2 separate regions of the Homo sapiens genome follow, and region 2 is linked to region 1. The links are chromatin loops, found by intact Hi-C in ENCODE. Cell type or tissue: heart left ventricle. All regions are shown on one strand.

Evidence for each region. Hi-C counts contacts between places; a loop is a spot of excess contacts. Peaks named below come from ENCODE experiments on the same cell type or tissue, not always from the same donor. Only the 100,000 strongest peaks of a DNase experiment are listed, where the experiment ranks them.
Region 2: it touches region 1 in a loop (2.8-fold over the local background); 5 of 110 quality-filtered maps call a loop at or near these places.

The regions. Positions count from the first base shown.
Region 1 is chr1:24,684,975-24,692,974 of GRCh38, forward strand. No RefSeq gene overlaps it. Among named protein-coding and RNA genes, the nearest start is that of SRRM1, 46 kb to the left of the region's middle. In heart left ventricle, CTCF peaks have their summits at 3,746 (motif pointing right) and 3,946; a DNase peak (open chromatin) is centred at 3,787.
Region 2 is chr1:25,200,042-25,208,041 of GRCh38, forward strand. No RefSeq gene overlaps it. Among named protein-coding and RNA genes, the nearest start is that of SYF2, 28 kb to the right of the region's middle. RefSeq lists a silencer at 1,574-1,748. In heart left ventricle, a CTCF peak has its summit at 4,999 (motif pointing left); no DNase peak of the experiment used is centred here.

The sequences.
Region 1 (8,000 bases):
TCTAATGCGATTTATAATTAACAAAATCAAAACTATCTACTTTATAGATATCTAGGCTGCCAGTTTTTAAACTGGCCTGCAGAGTCCTTAGGAGGAAGTTATAGTTCAAACTTTCTCTGTAAAATAGAGCCACTAGTAGGACCTAGCCAAAAAAAAAAAAAAAAGTGAAAACCACTGATCTGGGCCAGGCGCGGTGGCTCACACCTGTAATCCCAGCACTTTGGGAGGCCGAGGCGGGCGGATCACGAGGTCAGGAGATCGAGACCATCCTGACCAACATAGTGAAACCCCGTCTCTACTAAAAATACAAAAAATTAGCTGGGCGTGGTGGTGGGCGCCTGTAATCCCAGCTACTTGAGAGGCTGAGGCAGGAGAATTGCTTGAACCCAGGAGGTGGAGGTTGCAGTGAACCAAGATCGCACCATTGCACTCCAGCCTGGGTGACAGAGCGAGACTCCATCTCAAAAAAAAAAAAAAATAGTCTAAAGCCCCGAACTAACTAGCCCAAGGTCCCCACACTCCCACACACCATAGCAAACTCATGGCCCCGGCACTTTCCCACTCTATCACACTGCCTCAGCCAGGGTGCTCGTAAAATTGCCCAACTTCTGTTGTAGTGAAGGAAACAAAGACCAGGTGAGGTCAGCCAGGGCGTCTGAAGTAGGAGGAGAAGTGGTTCCAGTGGACCCTGGTAACATGGAGTGAAAAGCCGCACCTGGGAAAAGGGTGTGAAACAACGGTCCTTATGAAGTTCAGCATGTGTTTCTTCACCAAGACCCTCCTCAGTGCACAACCAGGCCCGGGGCTTCTGGCATTTTAAACGTGGGGGCTTGGCTTCTGTAGCCAACCAGAGGGAGGTGCCAAAGCCTAACTGGTCTCAGCCCGGTCGGACCCACCCAGGCAGTAGGGATTTGCCGAGCATCCGCCAGGTGCTCATGGCTGGTTCAAGGCTCATACCCTGGGATTTCCCACTTTCTTTCTTTTGCTTTTCTTGCTTCTTGCTGTTTCTGCCTGGAATGTCCTTTTTCTTTTGGTGGGGGGTGGCCAGGGCGGGGGCCGGTGGGGGCAGAGTCTTGCTCTGTCGCCCAGGCTGGAGTGCAATAGCGTGATCTCAGCTCACTGCACCCTCCGCCTCCTGGGCTCAAGTCATCCTCCCACCTCAGCCTCCTGAGTAGCTGGGACTATAGGCGGATGCCAGCAGGCCCAGCTAATTTTTGTATTTCTGGTAGAAGTGGGGTTTGGCCACGTTGCCCAAGCTGGTCTCAAACTCCTAAGCTCAAGCAGTCCTCCCACCTTGGCCTCCCAAAGTGCTGGGATCACAGGGTGGGCCACTGCACCTAGCCTGGTATGTCCTTTCTTGTCCAAATCTTTGTTGGACTTATAAATGCATTTAATATGATATTTTCTTTTCTTTTTTTTCTTTTTTTCTTTTTTTTTTGAGACAGAGTTTTGCTCTTGTCGCCCAGGCTGGAGTGCAATGGTGTGATCTCAGCTCAACGCAACCTCCGCCTCCCGGGTTCAAGTGATTCTCCTGCCTCAGCCTCCCGAGCAGCTGGGATTACAGCCATGTGCCAACCACGCCCGGCTAATTTTGTATTTTTAGTAAGACAGGGTTTCTCCATGTTGGTCAGGCTGGTCTCGAACTCCCAGCGTCAGGTGATCCACCCGCCTTGACCTCCCAAAGTGCTGGTATTACAGGTGTGAGCCACTGTGCCCGGCTATAGCATACATTTTAAAAGTGTTTTCTATGGCCAGGAAAATTGGAAAATAAATAAAAGTCACCCCTATGCCAACATCAAAACACAGCCACAGTCCTCCCCGTTGTAAATTTCTTACCCAGTCATTTAAAAATAATTTTAGATGCCTTTTTTTTTTCTTTCAGACAAAGTCTCGCTCTGTTGCCCAGGCTGGCGTGTGCAGTGGCATGATCTTGGCTCACTGCAACCTCCACCTCCCAGGTTCAACTGATTCTCCAGCCTCAGCCTCTCCAGTAGCTGGGATTACACGCATGTGCCACCATGCCCGGCTAATTTTTTTTGTATTTTTTTAGTAGAGACGGGGTTTTACCATGTTGACCAGGCTGGTCTCAAACTCCTGACCTCAGGTGATCCACCCGCCTCGGCCTCCCAAGGTGCCAGGATTACAGGCATGAGCCACTGTGCCCAGCCTAATTTTTGTGTTTTTAGTAGAGACAGGGTTTTGCCATGTTGGCCAGGTTGGTCTGGTATTCCTGGCCTCAAGTGATCTGCTCTCCTTGGCCTCCCAAAGTGCTGGAATTACAGGCGTGAGCCACCGCGCCTGGCCTTATAGGATATTTTCTAATTTTAAAAAGACATGCTCATTTTTAGAGAATTTGGAAAACATAAAAATCTAGAGAAAAAATTATTGGCAATCCCACCATCCTAATATAATCAAAGACACCTGTCCTAGGTCAAATGTCCTACCTGGCTACACCGAACCCACCCTGAGCTCCTCTCCTCTAATATATAAAATGAGTCAGGTTTTTTCTCTATAAGTACATTCATAGCTACAAATATCAGGATCATACCAGATACACATAATATTTAATATTCTTTTTTTCACTGGGCATAATATGAACTAGAATTATAGCATACTTTTTTTTTTTTTTTTTGAGACGGAGTCTTGCTCTGTCGCCCAGGCTGGAGTGCAGTGGTGCAATCTCGGCTCACTGCAACCTCCACCTCCCGGGTTCAAGTGATTCTCTAGCCTCAGCCTCCCGAGTAGCTGGGATTACAGGAGCGTGCCATGCCCAACTAATTTTTTTTGTATTTTTTAGTAGAGACAGGGTTTCACCATGTTGACCAGGTTGGTCTCGAACTCCTGACCTCAGGTGATCTACCCGCCTCGGCCTCCCAAAGTGCTAGGATTACAGGCGTGAGCCAGCATGCCCAGCCTAATTTTTGTATTTTTAGTAGAGACAGGGTTTTGCCATGTTGGCCAGGTTGGTCTGGAACTCCTGGCCTCAAGTGATCTGCCCGCCTCGGTCTCCCAAAGTGCTGGAATTACAGGCATGAGCCATCACACCCAGCCAGATGCTTCTATTTATTTAAACTTTAACCTCTGTAGGTCAAATGGTAGTGATGGTACCCACCTTCACAGGGTTTTTGTGAGCATTAAATTAGACAAATGAAACACAGGCCCTGTCCCAGCGGAGATCATGGCATGTGGGCAGGGGTCGAGGGTGGGAGCCAGGGGACACTCAGGCAGTGATAAAACAAGGTGACTGGTGACACAGAGAGGGGAGCTGTGCAGTGTAGCAGTGGTCAGCAGTCCTGCAGCCAGCTTCTCAGCCACAGACATACTTACTGTGAGACCTGGGCACATGACTTCACCTCCCTCAGCCTCCTCTGTTTCCTCTTCTGTTAAATGGGCATGGATTCAATAACATCATACAGGTAGAGGGCTTAGCTCATGCCTGGCATGTCACAAGGGCTCCATCAATGACAGTTTTCAGTGTTCCATCAAATCTTACATACGTGCAATTGTAGGATGCACCACCACCTATTAAACCACCACCGCATTCATTGTAAGACGTATCTGACTTTAGAGAGGTCAAAATACAGGGGAAAAAAGTCTTAAATTTCACTATATCCAGTGTCATTATTCAGAAGGGTCTGGGACACTGAGGTAGGGCTCCTGAGTTAGCTCAGGGACACACTCATCCGTCACTCTCAATTTCTTCGTCTCTGTCCCTCTCTCTGGCCTTCTCTTCGTTTTCTGAGCCTTCCACTAGGTGGCACCCGGGCCTGGGTGCCTGCTGTGGAGCTGATGCCCTGAGGTCAGTCCTGCCCCTCCGGCTTCTCCATGCTTTCTTCCCCTTTCCTTTTTCCTCCTCCCCACCTTTTATCCTGCAAGTGGGAGGCTTTGATTCAGTGCTCAGAGGTTCCCTGTAGGATTGCAGAACTTGAAGAACAGCTACAGGGCTCCTGCCGTCCACTGGCTCCAGCCCATCCCAAGCGGGAATTCCTTCCCAGCAAGTCCCCAGCTCTCACTTGCATACCTTCAGTGGCAGGAAACTCACTACTTCATGAGGATCCCGTTCCATCGTGGTCATGCACTTGGGCTCTGAAGACGCTCCCCCGAGGGTCCTAGGGAACCCACTTTCTAGTCCTTCAACAGCAGGCGACTTGGGCCTTTGTCTACTTTGTGTACTGGGGAGTCCCCAAGGCCTGGCACAGGCGAGGCATTGAGTGAATGAATGACAGTCAATGAACACACTCAGTTGTTCTGTGCATCTGTTTCATTACCTGTGAAACAGGGTTAATAATAGTATTTACCTCATAAGGCTGTGAGGATTAAATGAGACAGGACCTCTAAACAGGTTTAGTGCCATGCCTGGTACATAATAAATCCTCAGCAAATATTGTTTTCCTCTTATTTTTTCTCTTCTTTAATAGCTACAGATAGCTCTACTCTTTTTTTCTTTTTTTTTTTGACGTGGAGTTTCGCTCTTGTTGCCCAAGCTAGAGTGCAGTGGTGTGATATTGGCTCACCGCAACCTCCACCTCCCAGGTTCAAGTTATTCTCCTGCCTTAGCCTCCTGAATAGCTGGGATTACAGGCATGTGCCACCATGCCCAGCTAATTTTTGTATTTTTAGTACAGATGGGGTTTCTCCATGTTGCTCAGGCTGGTCTCCAACTCCCGACCTCAGATGATCCGCTGGCCTTGGCCTCCCAAAGTGCTGGGATTACAGGTGTGAGCCACCACACCTGGCTGCCATAGCTCTGCTCTTATTATCTGAAAGATCTGTTTTAGAGCAAAGTGATTCTGATTTTTTTTTTTTTTTTTTTAGACAGGGTCTCATACTGTTGCCCAGGCTTGGAGTACATGGCATGATCACAACTCACTGCAGCCTCGACCTCCTGGGCTCAGGCAATCCTCCCACCTTAGCCTCCCAAGTAGCTGGGACTACAGACGCATGCCACCATGCCTGGCTAATTAAAAAAATTTTTTTGTAGAGACTGGGTTTTTCATGTGGCCCAGGCTGGTCTTGAACTCCTGGGCTCAAGCGATCCACCTGCCTTGGCCTCCCAAAGTGCTGGGATTACAGGCATGAGCCACGGTGCCCGGCCTGATTCTAATTCTTAAAATTTTCACACAGGCTGGGTGCGGTGGCTCCCACCTGTAATTCCAGCACTGAGCCCTTACTGCATCTCATTAATTCTTCCACCTGTGTTCCTGGGCATTCTTCTCCCATTTTATAGATGAAGGAACCAAGGCACACAAAGGTCACATAGGCTGGGCGCGGTGGCTCACGCCTGTAATCCTAGCACTTTAGAAGGCCAAGGCAGGCATATTGCTTGAGCCCAGGAGTTTGAGGCCAGCCTTGGTAACATGGAGAAACCCCATCTCTACAAAAAAATTAGCCAGGCGTGATGGCACGCACCTGTAGTCCCAGCTACTCTGGGAGCTGAGGCAGGAAGATCTCCTGAGCCTGGGAGGCAGAATCTGTCTCAAAAAAAAAGAAAGTCACATAGCTGGTGAGCAATAGAACCAGGATTTAGATCTTGTCTGTCTGACTCCAGAACCCACCCCTTCACCTCTAAGCCTTATTAGTAGAGACAGGGTTTCACCATGTTGACCAGACTGGTCTCGAACTCCTAACCTCATGATCCACCCGCCTCAGCCTCCCAAAGTGCTGGGATTACAGGTGTGAGCCACCACGTGCCTGGCCTTTTTTTTTTTTTTTTTTTGAGATGAAGTCTCACTCTGTCATCCAGGCTGGAGTGCAGTGACACAATCTTGGCTCACTGTGAGCCGGGTGTGGTGGCACGCACCTGTAGTCTCAGCTACTCAGGAGGCTGAGGCAGAAGAATCGCTTAAGCCCGGGAGGCGGAGGTTGCAGTGGGCCAAGATCGAGCCACTGCACTCCAGCCTGGGTGACAGAGCTAGACTTCCAGTCAAAAAAAAAAAAGATCCTCATAGGAGCACGAACCCTACTGTGAAGTGTGCATTTGAGAGATCTAGGTTTTGTGCTCCTTATGAGAATCTAATGACTGATGATCTGAGGTGGGAAGATTTCATCCTGAAACCATGCTCCTGCTGCCTGTGGAAAAATTGTCTTCCACAAAACTGGTCCCTGGTGTCAAAAAGGTTGGGGACTGCTGCTCTAGAGGATGTTCTGGGGCCTGTGGGGAATTTTCTGTTCTGAGCCTTCCACGTACTACCCCGATGTCATGGCTATTACATGGCTTCCCAGCATATGTTCCCTGTCTCTCCCACCATCAGAGCCATATTGGGCTCTACTGGAATTCTATGCTAGTGGGTGGGGTTGGTAGCACTCTTCCAGGGTGGGCTCTGATGACCCTGGAGGAGAAGCCATATGCATCCAATCTCTCTAGTCACAGAAATGAACACTACCTCAGTCAGAGCCAAGGATTTGCCAAGAGAAGTCAGTGGAGCTTTTTGAGGGAGAGAAGCTGCTTTTCATTTCTACAGGAGTACTGGAAGAGGTACTCTCTTTCCCTGGACAGTGTGTTAAGGGGATGTGAGAGCTAGAGATGCAGTAGCTCTTATTCCCAAAAATTTCTGTTGAGAATGAAGTCAACATACAGAGGAAGGCAGAGCCCAGAGACTTCAAGAAGAAAAAGAACCTAGGCCAGGCACAGTGGTTCACACCTGCAATCCCAGCACTTTGGGAGGACAAGGCGGGAGGATCGTTTCAGCTTGTGTTCAAGACAAGCCTGGGCAACATTGTGAGACCTCTTCTCTACTAAAAAAAAAAAATCTTTTTTTATTAGCCAGTTACTTGGTCCCAGTTACTTGGGAGTCTGAGATGGGTGGATCACTTTAGCCCAGGAGAATCGCTTGAATAGAGGCTGCAATGAGCCGTGATTGCACCACTGCACTCCAGCCTGGGCAACAGAAGGAGACCCTGTCTCCAAAATAAGAAAAAAAGAAAACAATGAAAGAAGAAATAGAACCTAGTCTGTGGTGTTATTAGTTACTTATTGCTGTGTAACAAATCACCCCCAATTTAGCAGTTTAAAACATTTATTGGGCCAGGCGCAGTGGTTCATGCCTGTAATCCCAGCACTTTGGGAGGCCGAGGCAGGTGGATCACGAGGTTAAGAGTTCAAGACCAGCCTGGCCAACATGGTGAAACCCCGTCTCTACTAAGAATACAAAAATTAGCCGAGCGTGGTGGCAGGCGCCTGTAATTCCAGCTACTCGGGAGGCTGAGGCAGGAGAATTGCTAGAACCCGGGAGGCAGAGGTTACAAGGAGCCAAGATCGGGCTACTGCACTCCAGCCTGGGTGACAGAGCAAGACTCTGTCTTGAAAACAAAAAAAAACAACAATAACAAAAAACATTTATTATCTCCCAGAGTCGCCAGAGTTGAGGATTGGAAATTGGAAGAGATCCCAATTAGTGGTTCTGGCTCAGGGTCTCTAATGTGTTTATAGTTAAGATGTTGGCTAGGGGTGCAGTCATCCACTTCCAAGATGGGGCTGGAGGATCCACTTTGAAGATGGTGCACTCATGTGGCAATTGGCAGGAGGTCTCAGTGCCTCACCAAGCGGGCTCTCCATAGCAGCTAGCTTTCCCCAGAGCGATGATGACGATGACGATGACGATGATGATGATGATGATTGTGTGTGTGATAGAGAGAAGGAAGCCACAGTGCCTTCTACAACCTGCACACTATCATCTTTGCTTTTTTTCTATTCATTAGAAGCAAGTCACTATGTCCAGCCCACAGCCAAGGGAAGCATAACTAGGATTCCTTTTAAAGGAAGTGCCAAAGAACGCATGGACTGATTTTAAACCACACCGTAGTGACGCCACTCGAGCTGCTGGAGGAAGCCCTCACCTGAGGACTCACCTCGAATCCAGTTAATTCCCCTTATGGTGAAGCCAGTTTGACCTAGGTTTTCTAAGTCATACCATTCAAAGAATGATTTTTATCTTCCTCATCTTATCCTCCAGATCTGCCTTGTCTGACTATGCTCCTTTTATGGGCAGTGGTGGGAGCTG
Region 2 (8,000 bases), 520 kb after region 1:
GATTTCTGCAGCTGTTATGCACAACTCTTCGCCTTTACAACCTGACAGGCATTTGGAGACAGTGCTGGCAGGCAGCAGGAATGTGAGGGCCCCCGCTCCAGCCCGAGCCCTCAAGGACCCTGGCCCAGTCTCTTTGTGCTACAGAGGCATCCACCATAGTGCCCTGGGATGGCGTGCTCACAGGACGACACGAGTCGACATTCGCCCAAGCCAGGCATGGCCAGGCTGGCAAAGGCCTGCCTATCTGGGCCAGGTCTGTAGGGGAGAAGCATCTACGGGAGAAGGCCAAGTACCACGTGGTATCCAAGCTCTGACAGGCAGGGAGTCAGGACAGATGGCAGGGGCACTGGGAGAGGGTATGCGGGCACCTGGAGCTTCCGAGAAGAGCCTTAATGAACAGGCAGGGCTGAGAGGAAGTGTGGCTTGGTGGATGAGCAATGCGGCTTTGGCAGCCGATAGGGCTGGATTCGAAGCCCCACCTTGCCACTCACAGCAGTGTGGTCTGGAACCGGTAGCGTAAACCTCTGAGCCTTTGCTCCCTTGTCTGGAGGGCAAGGACCACCACAGTGCCCAGCCATAGGGCTCTCACGCTCCGAAAATCAGCTCCTGTGTGTGAAGTTTTCTCTACGTGAGTGGAGTGGCTCTTTAGGCTCCTGCTTGGTGTGTGTTTGTTTGTCTGTTTGCTTTTTGAGACAGGGTCTCTCTCTATCATCCAGGCCAAGGCTGGAGTGCAGTGACGTGATCATGGCTCACTGCAGCCTCAACCTCCCAGGCTCAAGTGTTCCTCCCACCTCAGCCTCCCAAGTAGCTAGAACTACAGGCAGGCGCCACCACACCTGGCTAATTTTTTTTACTTTTTATAGAGATGAGGTCTCACTATGTTGCCCAGGCTGGTCTCAAAATCCCAGCCTCAAGCCATCCTCCTGCCTTATCCTCCCAAAGCACGAGGATTACAGGTATGAGCCACCATATCTGACCCCTCTGCATCTTTTCTGCATTTCTTGATCCTCCCACCTCATCATATTTAGTCCCTCCTCTGTTACAGTTGTTTCTGGACTTGCCACTCCCCTGAGCCTCATTCCATCCCACACGGGCCTGCCCATCCAGTAGACCCCACTGCAGCTCCTCTGACAGTCATGGCCATCAGCTTCCATGTTCACCCTTCACCCACAGCGCTGGAGGTCGCCTGTCGGGAACAGGCTCTCTGGAGCCCTCCACAAGATCCGGTCAACAGGTAAACAAATCCCCGGGAATGTGTCCTCTGAAACTGCCTCCTCTCCCTCAGTAATGTGATCCTAAAGGCCTGTCCCACACCTTTTTCTCCAACAGCGTGGCCAATTGAGAAATAGGGAGGACTTGAGGCCAAGGAAGGATCTAATTACCAACAGCTTATGCTCATAAGCCACCTACCCATTTCACCTTCCGCACCTCCTGCAAAAAATGAGAGTGGGGGCTGTTGAGAACCAGGGGATGTCTTTCTATATGGTTTGGATGTTTGTTTGTTCCCCCCAAATCTCACACTGAAATATGATTCCTAATGTCGGGGGTGGGGCCTGGTGGGAGATGACTGGACCACCAGGGCAGATCCTTCATGAATGGGTTAACGACATCCCCTTGGTGATAAGTGAGTTCTTGCTCCGTGAGTTCACATGAGTTCCGGTTCTTTAAAAGTCTGGAACCGCCCCCCAACCCCACTCTTTTGCTCCCACTCTCGTGCCTGCTCCCCCTTTACCTTCCACCATGATTGTAAGCTTCCTGAGGTCCTCACCAGAAGCCGAGCAGATGTTGGCACCATGCTTCTCATACAGCCTGCAGAACCGTGAGCCAATTAAACCTCTTTTTATAAATGACCCAGCCTCAGGTATTCATTTACAGCAATGCAAAAACAGCTGGCCGGATGCGGTGGATCACACCTGTAATCCTGGCACTTTGGAGGGCCAAGGCAGACAGATTGCCTGAGCCACAGGAGTTCGAGACCAGCTTGGGTAACATGGCAAAACCCCGTCTCTACTAAAAATACAAAAAAAAAAAATTAGCTGGGCATGGTGGCGGGCACCTGTAATCTCAGTTACTCAGGAGGCTGAGGCAGGAGAATCACTTGAACCTGGGAGGCAGAGGTTGCAGTGAGCTAAGATCGCACCACGACACTCCAGCCCGAGCGACAGATCAAGAGTCTGTCTCAAAAAAAAAAAAAAAAAAAACAGCCTAGCACACCTTTTCTCAAGAGCACCCACAAACACTTTTGTTATTACTTCTGCCTTGTGCACCTGTCAACACTTCCCAAGACAACAAACATAGAACGCTGGGGAATAAAACACCAACATGCCCCAGCACATTTATTTCCAGATGCCCTAGTGTGACTCTGCTTACAAAAGGGACCTTTTTCCAGCAGTCAAAGTCAGTCTCTGGGTGGGATCATGAGCCCACTCCTAGGCAGGGTAATGTGTTTACAGGCCAACACTGAGAGTTAAAAACTAGCCCTGGATCTAACAAATTGTCCTGACCATGCATTTGTTTTTTGCCTCGTTTCCTTCCCATGGCCCGACGATGGCAAGCTGCAGGTACATCTGTTCTGAAGAGCAGCCTCCCGCCCTTGGTCACTCTGTCCCGTGTCTCTCAGATGTTTAGTCCCGCGGACTGGGACCTGCTACACTTGGGCCAAGGCTTCTGGCTCCTCTCACTAAAGGCCTCAATTTAACTTAACGGACTAAATAAGGAACCATTTCTATATGATTAATTAATTAGGGTTCTGCTAGGAAGGATAATAATATAATAATGTAAGTAAGACTGCAAGGCCTAGCTACCAGCCTATAAAAAGAACACCAAGCACAGCACAATTAGGAAGACATTCAAGACGGAGGAAGCTCGGAGCCGTGGACTCAGCTCTGACTAATGCCAAGATTGGTTCATGGGGTTCAAATTCAGGGTCCAGCTGGCCTGCCTTAGAGAGTTACCTGACTTTTTTTTTTTTTTTGACAGAATTTTGCTCTTACTGCCCAGGCTGGAGTGTAATGGCATGATCTCGGCTCACTGCAACCTCCGCCTCCCAGGTTCAAGTGATTCTCCTGCCTCAGCCTCCCAAGTAGCTGGGATTACAGACATGAGCCACCACACCCAGCTAATTTTGTATTCTTAATAGAGATGGGTTTCCTCCATGTTGGTCAAGCTGGTCTTGAACTCCCGACCTCAGGCAATCCACCTGCCTCAGCCTCCCAAAGTGCTGGGATTACAGGTGTGAGCCACCGCGCCCAGCTGAGAATTACGTGACTTCTCTGAGCTGTTGCCTTCTTCTGAAAGATAGAAGAATTGATGTGTATTTGTCAGAGTATTGTGGAAATTCAATAAATGCAATATATGAAAATTACCCAGCACAAAATAGGCTCAAAACACCTGGAAAATATTGCTTAAGAAATTCCAGACCGGGCGCAGTAGCTCACACCTGTAATCCCAGCACTTTGGGAGGCTAAGGCACGCAGATCATCTGATGTCAGAAGTTCGAGACCAGCCTTACTAACAAGGCAAAACCCTGTCTCTACTAAAAATACAGAAATGGTGATGCATGCCTGTAGTCCTAGCTACTGAGGAGACTGAGGCAGGAGAATCACTTGAAGCCAGGAGGCAGAGGTTGCAGTGAGCCGAGATCACATCACTGCACTCCAGCCTGGGCAACAGAGTGAGACTCTGTCTTAAAAAAAAAAAAAAGAAAGGAAAGAAAGAAAAAGAAAAAAAAAAGAAAGAAATTCCAGTGCAGTAGCTGGTACTAAAGATGGAAATAAATGCAAAGAGTTTTGTGTAATGTGGTCCATTCTGTTTTATTGGCAAATGTCTTCTTTTTCTCTGCACTTTAATATGCACATTCACAAGTCCTTTGAAAGAAAGTGCATGAAAATTTAAAACAGATGTAAATTAAAATCCCAACAGGAATCATCTTCATTGATTACAGATGGATAAATAGTTGTTATTTACAGATGAGTCAAGGTGATCCTAATTGGTAGGTTTTCTGGTTGGTATTTGTATTTGAGGGCATTAGCATAGCAATTGAAAGCCTCTCGATGTCCCCTCTCCACGCCTCACCCAAGCCTCTTATCTCCTCCATGCTGCTCCTACTCTCTCCCCACCCCCCAAAAACATTCTTGGCCACTTCAGTACTCAAGGTCTCCCACCTTGGGTCCCTCAACTCTCCTGGAGCTAATGACCCAATTCCTCAAGGCCTTGCTAAATAACCTCTGCATCTATCTAACCCTTTTTCTGTAAAGAGCCAGATAGTAAATATTTTAGGCCATCTGTCAACTCTGCCACTGTAAGCTGAAAGTAGCCACAGACAATATGCAAATAAGTGAGGCTGTATTCCAATAAAATGTTATTTACAGGCCGGGCTTGGTGGCTCACGCCTGTAATCCCAGCACTTTGGGAGGCCGAGGCAGGCAGATCACGAGGTCAAAAGATCGAAACCATCCTGACCAACATGGTGAAACCCCGTCTCTACTAAAAATACAAAAATTATCTGGGTGTGGTGGCGTGAACCTGGCTGAGACAGGAGAATCACTTGAACCTGGGAGGTGGAGGTTGCAGTGAGCCAAGATCGTGCCACTGCACTCCAGCCTGGGCGACAGAGCAAGACTCCGTAAAAAAAAAAAAAATAATAAATAAAAAATAAAAAATTAACCGGGCGTGGTGGTGCACACCTGTAATCCCAGCTACTCGGGAGGCTGAGGCAGGAGAATCACTCGAACCAGGGAGGCAGATGTTGAAAGTGAGCCGAGATCGCGCCACTGCACTCCTGCCTGGGCGGCAGAGTGAGACCTTGTCTCAAAAAAATAAAAATAAAAATAAAAAGCAGATTGCTGGGCCCCACTGCCAGAGCTTCTGATTCAGTAGGTCTGGGTGGAGGCCAGAGAATTCACATTTTTAACAAATTCCTGGGTGCTGCTGTTCCAGGGACGACACTATGGGAACCACTGGCTGCATGTTAAAAAAAAACCTGAAAGTACACTGCCCCCTAGTGGGAAGTTCCTAGAAGTACCCCATACCAAATATTGCTTTGATTTTAGAATATACAAAAAATTGCGTTATCTTTTGCCATGGAGAAGAATCAAATTCACAAAGCCAATTTGTCATTCATATACTTGGGATTCCATAACCACATTCCAAGCTTCTCTCAAGAAATGAGGTGTCACATTATTTACAATAACATGGCAGTGATTTAAAATCAAGTTAAACCAGAAACATATTATTTTCCACCAGGGGAAAAACACTTTAAATAATCTAAATAGAATAAAACTGCTGCTGGCTCTGTTCTCTGGCCACTCTCCCATTGCCAGACGCACAGACCTCTCCTGAGAAGCAAAATCTACACCCGATCCAAGCTGAGGCAGCTGATGAAATTCAGCAGGAGATGGGTCAAAATCAGCTCGTGTCAGACCCCAGAGTCTGTGATCTTTGGACACACAGAACTGTATCAGTGGTGAAGGACCCCATTAATAGGCAACTGTTAAATATTTGCTACACATGGTAGAAAACAATGAAAGCCTCTTGTTAAAGCTGAGAGCTCCTGCTCACCTCTGGTTTTCATTTCTCACATCATATTTACATTAACCCAAATTTGTCACTGGTTTCCACCGTGCATTCAAAATTTCCACAAAAGCACTTCTGTTTTCCCCATGAAAACTGCATTCCGACATGCCGGAAGTGAAATTACCCACTCCTACCTATCTGTCCCAGCAAAAGACCTGGGTCTCTAACTCTACCTCTCACAAAGTAAAAGGGTGTTACAGTCACCAATGGCAGATGACTTGGGAGTCCATGCTTAGCAAGCTGCAGGGTTTTGGCAGCATAGAGAAACATATTAGAGCCATGCTACAAAAGATGGCCTGGTACCAGGAGAACGGAAATGACAGGGACCGGAATGGTTTTTGAGGCCAAAAATTTATATTTGATCTCCAGATGTGATGCAGCTGACAGCTAATTAGTTTGACTTAGATCTACACAAATCCAACCCCCCTTTCTTCCACACATGCTGTGGGGATGCTGGTGTGAAAATGTGTCTGCCTGGGGTCGCGCTTTGATTGAGAATTCTCTGGAATGAACACACTTGGAATCCCTGAGAACACTGAAGCCCCGGCACATGGGACATCTGGTGAGATGCTCTTTCTCCTTTCAGCTTGACCCAAGAGCAGGTAATGAAGTGGTGTTCTTTATTCAAGTGGCTGATTCCAACCTAACAAGGCTGGAGTAAACTGTTCAGCTTCATGTTTCAGTGTGCGAGGCCACCATTAACTGCAAACCTCAGTGGTCAAGAGCTACCGGATGTGAATGCTGCGGCTACTAATGAAAAAGCAATTGTGGTACATTCGCTGCAGAGCTGTTTGTGAGCAATGAGAAAGACACACAGAGCAAGATGGGGGCCCTCCCTGGCAGGACACACTGAGGCAGACACAGGTCCTGCTTGTCCAGCTGCCATTCCTCCCTGCTTCCTTGCTGGTTAGGATGTTATAGCTATCGAGGACAGCAGAAGTACCAAGACCTTAGCTACCCCAGAGGATCAGAGCTAACACTTATGGCACCTTACTATGTGCAAGGCAATTTTAGAAGCACATTTTTTTTTTTTTTTTTTGAGACGGAGTCTCGCTCTGTGGCCCAGGCTGGAGTGCAGTGGTACAGTCTCGGCTCACTGCAACCTCTGCCCCCTGGGTTCAAGCGATTCTCTTGCTTCAGCCTCTCAAGTAGCTGGGATTGCAGGCGCCCGCCATCACGCCCACTAATTTTTGTATTTTTAGTAGACACGGGGTTTCACCACGTTGGTCAGGCTGGTCTCAAACCCCTGACCTCAGGTGATCCACCCACCTTGGCCTCCCAAAATGCTGGGATTACAGGCATGAGCCACCGCGCTGGGCCTAGAAGCACATATTAATATAATCATCGCAACAACCCTAAGAGGTAGTACCGTAACTACCCTCATTTTACAGATGAGGAACCCGAGGCTCAGAGACATAAACAAATTGCTCGAGGACAAATAGCTAGCAGGAGGAGAAGCTGGGATTTGATCCTGGAAGTTCAACTCTACAGCCCATGCTCTTAACCACTACACCATATAACTTCATAAGTTGTGCTTGGACTAAGCTGTTCATGGCAATCCCAAATCCTGTTGACTGGTCTCGGGAAAGGCAGGATGTTTGGCCTTGAGTCCCCAGTAGGGGAATTATACCTGTACCCCTTATCATGTCTTCATGGAAGACTAAGTGGATTTCCTGCCCCTTTGAGTTTGGTCTTGGCCATATGACTTGCTCCAGCCAATGGGACATTTCATAATATCAAGCAGGGGTTTGAAATGTGCTTGTGGCTGGGCGCGGTAGCTCATGCCTGTAATCCCAGCACTTCTGGAGGCTGAGGTTGGTGGATCACTTGAGGTCAGGAGTTCAAGGCCAGCCTGGTCAACATGGTGAAACCCCGTCTCTGCCAAAAAAATATAAAAAATTAGCCAGGTGTGCTGGTGCGTGCCTGTAATCCCAGCCACTTGGAAGCCTGAGGCAGGAGAATCGCTTGAACCCAGGAGGTGGAGGTTGCAGCGAGCCAAGATCGTGCCGCTGTACTCCAGCCTGGGCCACAGAGCGAGACTCCATCGCAAAAAAAAAAAAAAAGAAAGAAATGGCTTGTGCCATTGGTGTGTCCTCCTTGCGCTAATGGGCCCCAGAACGAGACCCATGGAGCCCACCCAAACCAGACCTGAAGCCTAGAGCCACACGCAACTGAGCCCAGCCTGAATCAGCAAACCCCAACCAACCCAATGAGTGTTCACTGCACACCAGCATGGGGCTGATACACCTCATGATCCTGTTCTAGTCAATGACACCAGGAAAGATTTCCAGAATAAGCAGAGCCTCCAGAGGAGAAACATTTTTGCCCCTGCCCCTCTGCTCCCTACTGGGCACTGCTATGAGGACATAATGGTTAGTGCCTGGTGACCACAGGCAACCAGGACAAAGGCAACAGGCCAATACGCT